2 separate regions of the Homo sapiens genome follow, and region 2 is linked to region 1. A link is a contact called in ENCODE Hi-C or POLR2A ChIA-PET data. All regions are on one chromosome and are shown on one strand. The core of a region is the stretch at or near the end of the contact, and the rest is flanking DNA. Distances in the headings are between cores, read along the strand shown.

What was found. Hi-C counts contacts between places; a loop is a spot of excess contacts on that map. ChIA-PET counts read pairs that join two places held with the same protein, here RNA polymerase II (POLR2A). Pooled maps may share reads with other maps.
Region 2: a map with no recorded cell type shows a loop between it and region 1 (5-fold over the local background). The contact joins two enhancer-like sites. A Hi-C loop is called at or near these places in 1 of 168 maps with a recorded cell type or tissue (natural killer cell), 2 of 37 single-sample maps with no recorded cell type and 6 of 50 pooled maps. POLR2A ChIA-PET finds 5 or more read pairs at or near these places in 4 of 52 experiments (PC-3, activated CD4-positive, alpha-beta T cell, activated CD8-positive, alpha-beta T cell and 1 more).

What each region holds. Positions count from the first base shown.
Region 1 is chr1:221,706,610-221,711,012 of GRCh38, reverse strand. The region is part of intron 2 of DUSP10 (dual specificity phosphatase 10); the gene reads left to right. Among named protein-coding and RNA genes, the nearest start is that of DUSP10, 33 kb to the left of the region's middle. RefSeq lists an enhancer at 2,895-3,004. Within about 2 kb of position 1,897, at least 16 of the 41 ENCODE cell types and tissues checked have a DNase peak (open chromatin) inside an H3K27ac peak, as active enhancers do.
Region 2 is chr1:221,956,420-221,960,822 of GRCh38, reverse strand. The region is part of intron 1 of LINC02257 (long intergenic non-protein coding RNA 2257); the gene reads left to right. Among named protein-coding and RNA genes, the nearest start is that of LINC02474, 7.8 kb to the left of the region's middle. Within about 2 kb of position 2,467, at least 4 of the 41 ENCODE cell types and tissues checked have a DNase peak (open chromatin) inside an H3K27ac peak, as active enhancers do.

The DNA.
Region 1 (4,403 bases), core at 648-3,147:
TACTCATTTTGGCAGAGAACCTACTTTTGACATAAGCTTTGAAAATGTTTGCTGCCCCCCCACCCCGCCTTGCCTCACCCTACCCCAGCATTGTTGCTCATGGCTACAATATGTTCGCACTAATAACTGCAGGCTCTTGTGCACATAAGGAAGTTAGCCACCTTGGTAGAAATTAGAGGAAAGGAAGAAGGAGGGAAGAACAGTTTTATTTTCAAAATCCAATTCTGTGGAAAAACCAGAAATGCAAAGACAGTGTTTGTTAGGAAAGCTAGGACCAACAAAGTGAAATCAGATATATTTGTTTAGGAAAAATAGGGAGCTGTTGCTTTCTTTATGTTAAAAGTATGTTTTGCAAACTTTAAAACTGCTCGGATACCTTGGTTCCTAATTCTTTTTTGTTAAATAAAATTTTAAAAGTAAAAACTCAGGAACATTAGTTTACTTATATAGAGTCTTTATATTAAGCAGATTTTTTTTTTTTTAGATCTTTAAAATGGTAGTTTCCCAAAGTGATGAAAAGAAAAAGCACTTACAATGTGCTGGACATTGTTTTAAGGTACTTTATTAACCACTTTAATCATTACAACAGTACAGTGAGGTAGGTACTATTGTTATCCCTGTTTTGTATACAGGGAAACTGAGGAACAGACAGGTGAGAAACCTGCCCAGGGTCTCATAGCTAGTGTTTGGCTGTGCTGGGGATTCAAACCCAAGAAGTCCAGCCTCAATACTCCTTCTCTGAATCACTGCACTGCACTTAGGGCTCTCATGGACTATGCGTGTGCATAGATCTGTTGGAATTTAGAACAAAGGTGATGATATTGGGGGTAATAAGACATTATTTATCGAATACCTGGTCGTGTATCAAAACCTTTACATAGGCTTCCTGAACTATGACCCTGATGGGTAGATGATATTACATCCACTTAATAGATTGGTAAACTGAGGCTTAATGAGGGAACCTGACTTGCACAGGGTCTCACAGCTGCTAGGAGGCAGAATCATAACTGCAGCTAGGTGTGGTTTGTCTCTGACCTTTGCTCTTAACCTCCATGCTACACTGCTCCTGCTTTGTTTGTTAATTATCATGTTCTAATATTCTTAAATAGTAATAAACATAACATCATCAGGGTTCCTCATTAAGTGATCAGTCACTTTGGCCTCTGGTGATACTTGATGGGGTAGGGTCGGAGGAAAGTAACTGGAAAAGAAAAACCAGATTAGCTTTACTCTTCCCCCTCCCCTCCAGATTTCAATTTCAACCCTTCCCCAAGAGAAGAAAACAATCCTTCCTGCAGACTTCTCTGGAAAAAGCCACCACTGTGAGCTTCCACTCGTTGTTTTTTACTTTAAGCACCGTCCACAGAGAGAGTTTTTAACTGCAGTACAGAGCTGTGCATAAGCCTTATGGAAAACTGATGCCCAAGTTGATTAGCAGAGTGGCAGTTGAACAGGAGACTATTTCTTCAGACCCCTCAAGGAGAATTTCCTTGTTTACCTTATATGTTTAAATTGTAATATCTCCTTTTCTCTCCACCCCCACCCCTCCCACCTCCAAATATTATAAGAACAGAGTTCCTACATGGCTTAAACATACAATGCACCCATACTTTTGCACATAAGCATGCTCTGTGATTTGGAGCATTCTGTGTGTCTGTCTCAAATTCCCTCCTCCCCCCACTCCGCCACGGGTTTTTTTCCCCCCATTAGGCAAATGGAAGGCCCATGCCACCTGTTAGCATTACATCATTGGCTCCCCAGAACACAGTTGCACCAAAGGCCTTAAACAAAGTAGTTCTTCTTGTATTGTTTGCACTCAAAGAGCTGATATCATGCCAACTGATGTCATTGTATGTCTTTGTGTAACTGCTATGGCAACTGGGCAGGTGGGGAGCCTCCAGCTGATGTCATTGAGAAAGGAGGTGTAGAGGCAGAATTTTAAAAAGCTGGACGCTGCTTTTTTCTGTGTGTGGGGTTTTCTAGCATGTGTTGGTTTTTTTTTTTTTTTTTAAACTAGCTGCTTTTAAGACAAATTACAGCTTGAGTACCCTAAATAAGAACAGAGAGGTTTTTCCCCTGCTTTTAGAGCCTTCTTTTGAATTTGTTTTATTGTTCTTCCCTCTCATCTTATATGGAAAAATGTAACAACTGCCTTTTTTGAAGAAAAAAGTGAATTAGGTTCCCATCACAGAATCTGTGTGGAATTTGGGTTTTTGTGGAGGCGAAGCTGAGCAGATTTTAACTCTTCAGAATCCCTTTTGTGGAGGCTGTGATGATGACAATGGGTAGTTTTTATCTTATTTATTTTTTAAGTCTTCACTGGTGAAGTTATTTTCCATATTTTCTTTCTTCTACTTCAGAATTATCTCTTCAGGTTCAAACTTTATTGTCATAATTGCCTAGCAGAATAAACTATCATATGTAAGGGCAGAGGTTAATTCTAGAAATCAACTGAAATTCGTATATAGCTCTTGTTTTTCTTTTCAAAAAGCTAGGGTAGGTTTTGACTTCTTACTTTCAATGAGTAAAGTGAACATAATATTGCCCTTTGAGTTTTCTTTGGATCATAACCATACCTTAAGGAAAATATGATTTCTCTCTTTTACACAGCCAGCTCCGGGTCCATTGGTTGTGAAAAGTCATGAGACTCGGTCTAGGTTATGGTCTGGAGTTTCCCGCTGTGGTTTGTCAAAGATGAGACTTGAAATGGAGAAGAACATATGCCAGGCTCAGAGGCTAGTGGACAGATAGACTTCCTGTCCTTATTGCAACATAACCGTCTCTTGTTCATGCTTTGGGTTTTCTGCCTTATCTCCTGGAACTATCAAGACAGCCACAAGCCATCTGTCTTTGAGGGTAGATGTTGTGTTCTGGTGGCTTTCAGCTAATAGGACTTTTCCACTTCCCCCTCTTTTCAAAGGGAAAGCCAGAGTGTATCTAGTTCTGTTTGAGTAGGGTTAGAGCTCAGTTGGCACTAATAATGTCAATCCAGATTTTATAGCACTTACATGTATATTATTATAATTTGAGCTTTGTAATAATCCTTTGGGTTTATCTGTGCATGCCATTGTGTGTAAAAATATTAGCAGAAAATTTAAACAATAAACTATGATCCGTAAATTCCCTAATTTAAACAATTGTTCGTTTTTTGTACAGTTCTTCAGCTTTTGGTCAATGTTTTTTACTTAGCTTTTAAAAAATTTAATATTAAACCAAAATGTTTTATTTATTTTCACATCCTTTTTGCAACTACTCTTTTAAAGGCTACATAATACTCCGTGGAATGAATGTAATAACTTTTTTTCTTTTATTTTTGTGTTTTACTTGGCCTTTTTAAAATATATATAAAACAGATAACATTGTAGTGAACATCTCCATATATCTAGCTAACTATCTTTGGTTAGATGATTTCCCTAAGATCCATTCCCAAAAGTGAGATTGCACTTGTTCAGGGGAAGGTTTGCATTTTAAAAATGGAGAAATAAGCACAGTTTATAAGCTTTTTATACTAGACCCATAACTCGTGGGAGGCAGAGCAGAGCCGTAAGCTCAAAAGCATGCATTCACACATCCAAAAGAGGTTTCTTGATGGGTTTATGTGCCCACAAGCCTTGGAAAGTCGAGGAGTAAGCAACCGCGCTGCTCTCACATTCTGTTCTACTGAAAGTCAGGGTTGATAAATGTCAGGGCCCTACGTGGAGAATATCAAAAAAGATTATAAGAGCAGTCCTTCACACCCCACCCTGGCTTGTCTTTTCCAAGTACTTCTCTGCTGATTTCACCTGTGGGCAATCATATAAATAATATAAATTAAAATAGTGAATGCCTGCTGAGTTCTACTGTGTGCCAGGAGATGTGCTAAGTATTTTACACGTATTCATTTATCTCAGGCTCACAATTGCACTCAAAGGGAGACACCATCACCCTCAGTTTACAGATGGTGGAACTGAAGCACAGAGATAAATGAACTTAAGTAATAGTGTCAGGAAATGATGGTACCCAGATTATAATCAAGATAACCTGTCTCTTCCAATGTTCCTGCTTGTAACCACTCTGCTGTATTGGGAGCAAACTTGTCCCTCTGGGTGAGGTGAGCTATGAAGGGTGCAAGACATGCTCCTGTGGTGCTGAGATTCCACCCGAGGAGGTCATCTGTGCCTTTCTTGGCTCCCAAAGCACAGGGTTCTATGTAGGCCACTGAGCATATGGCTCTTTGAGGCAGGTCACATTTGCAGCTGAGGAAGATTGCCTGATGCCGCGTGGAACTCTTGCTAGGGGAACATGCCCTCATTTGTAGAAAGAGCACATTTCCAAAGTGTTCCATGCAGTGATACTCCCCGAAGCTTGTCTTGGGTCTCCAAATGGACTTTTAGTTTTTGTTTTGTTTTGTTTTATTTTTATTT
Region 2 (4,403 bases), core at 1,218-3,717, 250 kb before region 1:
GATAATAGAACTCAGCGCCATAGTTAAAAATTTTGCTAAATCTAGGGAAGGCCTTCAAAAGGTTTCTGAAGAATTCAAGGTCTTAATTGAAATTTATGACCTCAAGATATTTGATCTTTACCAATTAATTCACATACTAGTGAAAACTGGTGAAGCCCAGAAATGGATAAAAGAGGCAGAATGGTATTACTGGACAAGCTCCTACCTGGTCCATGTATAGGCCTAACAAAACCTGAAAAATCACAATTGAGCATTTGAAAGCCATTTCCAATGTGTTTCAGCTCCACGCCAACCAACAACCTAGAATGGCCTTTGGGTCTACCCCAGAGCACTTCTTCAACAAGCAACCCCTAAAACAGCAGTTGCTATTGGTGCAAACAACCAGGACATTGGAAAAGAGGCTACTCCCAAAATTTCAAGGAAAGTCCCTAAAAACAGCCTTTTCACTCCCTGATAATTTCCATGTTAACTATCAGGATTGATGGGCCTTAGAGGGAGCTGCTCTAACCTTCTACCGGTTGTTATCCAATCTAGGTAGACACCAGAGCCACTATTTCCATTTTCAACCCCACTATTATAGGACAACCACTCCTTTGGATAAAGAAGAAAATTTATATTGTAGGGAATATGAAATCAAGTTCTATTCTTGAATCCAGGCATAGAAAATGCCTTTTTGCCATGTTAGTTACAGGGCTTCATCCTGAAGTCAGTAATCTAACTAACAAGTAAGATAAATTCAAAAGACTACCTATCAACTATATGGTCCAAAAAATTCAACTTTTGACATTTGACTGGCTATTTTGAAACTTTTTGTAAAAGATATTTATCTCTATAATGAAAACCTCCATTTGTAAGGGCCTGTCCCTCTATTCACCTAAACCCCTAAAAACTTTACAATGGTGAAGACATGGGTATAAAGTTTACATAATAAACCTTACCTTTAAGGTGCTTTTCCTGGCCATTTTGTCTCAACTGGACCTATATCTATGCTGTTCTTTGTCTGGGGAAGTAATGGTGTTGAGATCTAAGTTCTGTGCCTTTGAGATATAAATTTTCTACTTTGTTTTACCTAAGAGTCGTGTCTTCGAAAGTGCAAATTTAGGGTTGCCTAATTATTATTTAGGGCAATGAAACAGATGATTGGGAGATTTATGGTATAAAATGGAGAGAGAAACTATTTTAACATTGAGAAATAAATAATCTTATAAAAGCTATAAGACCTGCTTCTGTCTGTGTGTCTATATGTTCATATGGGTTATGTGTATGTGATATTTCTCTCTGAAAATATATTAACGAGCTGTAATTAATAGCTTAAAGGAAAAAGTAAGCACTTTAAAATATTTTATCAGAAAAGTAGAAATTAACTCAGATGCCTTTTAGTGCATGTGACTTGGGTAAATCTGACTAGTTTAATATTTTTGCTTTAACAAAAACAGCTGTGTCTTCTGATCAATAAAATAGCCATGTATTTAACTTTAGGGTACTTGCTTAGGTGGCTACTGCCTAACATTTGCACACTGTAAAAATAGTTAAAAGGGAAATAACTTGAGATGATGGCTAGTTTTCTTCAATGTCTCCTACAATTTTTATAAACAGTTCAAACATAAGTTTTAAAGATGAGTAAATTAGATGAATGTGAATGAGGTAAAAGTTTACATATAAGCTTTTTCAATGATTATGGGCGGGGTGTGATTGCACTTTGGGAGACCATAGCAGGAAGATTGCTTGAGCCCAGGAGTTTGAGACCAGCCTGGGCAACATAGTGAGACCATTCTCTACAAAAAAATTAAAAATTATTTGGGCATGGTGGTGAACATCTGTGGTCCTAGTTACTTGAGAGGCTGAGATGGGAGATCACTTAGGCCTGGGAGTTTGAGGCTGCAGTGAGCTGTGATCACCCCATTGAACTCCAGCCTGGGTAACATAGCAAGACCCCATCTCAGATTAAAAAAAAAAAAGGTCATGTTTTATAAAACTTCTCCCTTTAAAAATCGTCTTAAGAATCCCTTTTGTGGATAAATGAAATCTTAAATGTATGTTATATTGAATTAAGTAGTAAATATTCATTAAATGTCTGAGTCATTTCCAAAATAAGGTTAAATACTGAAACGTTAATTGTTAACAGAAGTTTATTTTTGGTTCCTTAAATTTATAAAATGACAAATTATATTTGAGCCTGATAGTAAATGTCACACATGTCTGTATAGAAGACCACCTAAAACACGCTTTGTGTGAGCAACAAGGCTGTTTATCCACTTGAGTGTAAATGGGCTGAGTCTGAAAAGAGAGTCAGCAAAGGGAGATACCAGAGGGACAGCTTTATAGGACTTGGGTAGGCAGTGGAAAGTTACAGTTGAAGGTGGTTATCTCTAGTCAGCAGGGGAGGGGGTCACAAGGTGCATGGTGGGGAGATCATGAAACCCATTGTCCAGGAGAAGAATGTCATAACGTCAATTCATCAGTTAGGGTAGAGCAGGAACAAGTCATAATGGTGGAATGTTGTAGGGTTGGTTAATCAGCAAAGGCAGAAACTGGCTGTTTCACTTCTTTTGTGGTTTTTTGGCTGCTCCAGACTTCTTGGCTCCTGCAGGCCATCTGGATGTATATGTGTAGGTCACAGGGGTTACAGTGGCTTAACTCCGGCTCAAAGGGTTGACATTCTTGTCTTGTATTTATAAAATAAAAAGTCATAAGGAAAGATAAATAATATAAGTTCCTTCTGGGTTTTTTTGGAGGGGGGTAGAGGCGATGTTTCTCAGGGCTGCTTCAGGCATGACCAGGGACTGCTTGTGGACACCTTAAAGAAAATTTAATTTTATAATGAGTTAGTCCAGTAAGTTTTGGGTCTAGAGCACATTTTTATGTGGCTACCAAGGTGCCAGTTAGCATATTTTTGAGACTGGAACTGCCCTAATAAAATAAGTTCGCTAAAAATAGTAATCAGGCATATTAGCTTTAATGTAGGTGGTGATAAGTTTTTAGGCCAGGGGAGGAACAAAGTTTTTTTCTTTTTTTTATATATATATTATACTTTAAGTTCTAGGGTACATGTGCACAATGTGCACGTTTGTTACATAGGTGTACATGCGCCATGTTGGTTTGCTGTGCCATGTTGGTTTGCTGCACCCCGGGTCCAAGTTCTCATTGTTCAATTCCCACCTATGAGTGAGGACATGCGGTGTTTGGTTTTCTGTCCTTGTGATAGTTTGCTGAGAATGATGATTTCCAGCTTCATCCATGTCCTTGCAAAGGACATGAACTCATCCTTTTTTATGGCTGCATAGTATTCCATGGTGTGTATATGTGCCACATTTTCTTAATCCAGTCTATCATTGATGGACATTTGGGTTGGTTCCAAGTCTTTGCTATTGTGAATAGTTCTTCAATAAACATGTGTGTGTATGTATCTTTACAGTAGCATGATTTATAATACTTTGTGCATATCCCCAGTAATGGGATTGCTGGGTCAAATGTTATTTCTAGTTCTAGATCCTTCAGGAATTGTCACACTGTCTTCCACAATGGTTGAACTAGTTTACCTCCCACCAACAGTGTAAAAGCGTTCCTATTTCTTCACATCCTCTCCACCATCTGTTGTTTCCTGATTTTTTAATGATCGCCATTCTAACTGGTGTGAGATGGTATCTCATTGTGGTTTTGATTTGCATTTCTTTGATGACCAGTGATGATGAGCATTTTTTCATGTGTCTGTTGGCTGCATAAATGTCTTCTTTTGAGAAGTGTCTGCTCATATCCTTTGCCCACTTTCTGATGGGGTTGTTTTTTTTTTTCTGGTAAAATTTGTTTAAGTTATTTGTAGATTCTGGATATTAGCCCTTTGTCAGATGGGTAGATTGCAAAATTTTTCTCCCATTCTGTAGGTTTCCTGTTCACTCTGATGGTAGTTTCTTTCGCTGTGCAGAAGCTCTTTAGTTCAATTAGATTCCATTTGTCTATTTTGGCTTTTGTTGCCATTGCTTTTGGTGTTTTAGTCATGAAGTCCTTGCCCATGTCTGTGTCCTGATTGGTATTGTCTAGGTTTTCTTCTAGGGTTTTTATGGTTTTAGGTCTAACATTTAAGTCTTTAATCCATCTTTAATTAATTTTTGTATAAGGTGTAGGGAAGAGATCCAGTTTCAGCTTTCTACATATGGCTAGCCAGTTTTCCCAGCACCATTTATTAAATAGGGAATCCTTTCCTCATTTCTTGTTTTTGTCAGGTTTGTCAAAGATCAGATGGTGGTAGATGTGTAGTGTTATTTCCGAGGCCTCTCTTCTGTTCCATTGGTCTATCTCTCTGTTTTGGTACAAGTACCATGCTGTTTTGGTTACTGTAGCCTTGTAGTATAGTTTGAAGTCAGGTAGTGTGATGCCTCCAGCTTTGTTCTTTTTGCTTAGGATTA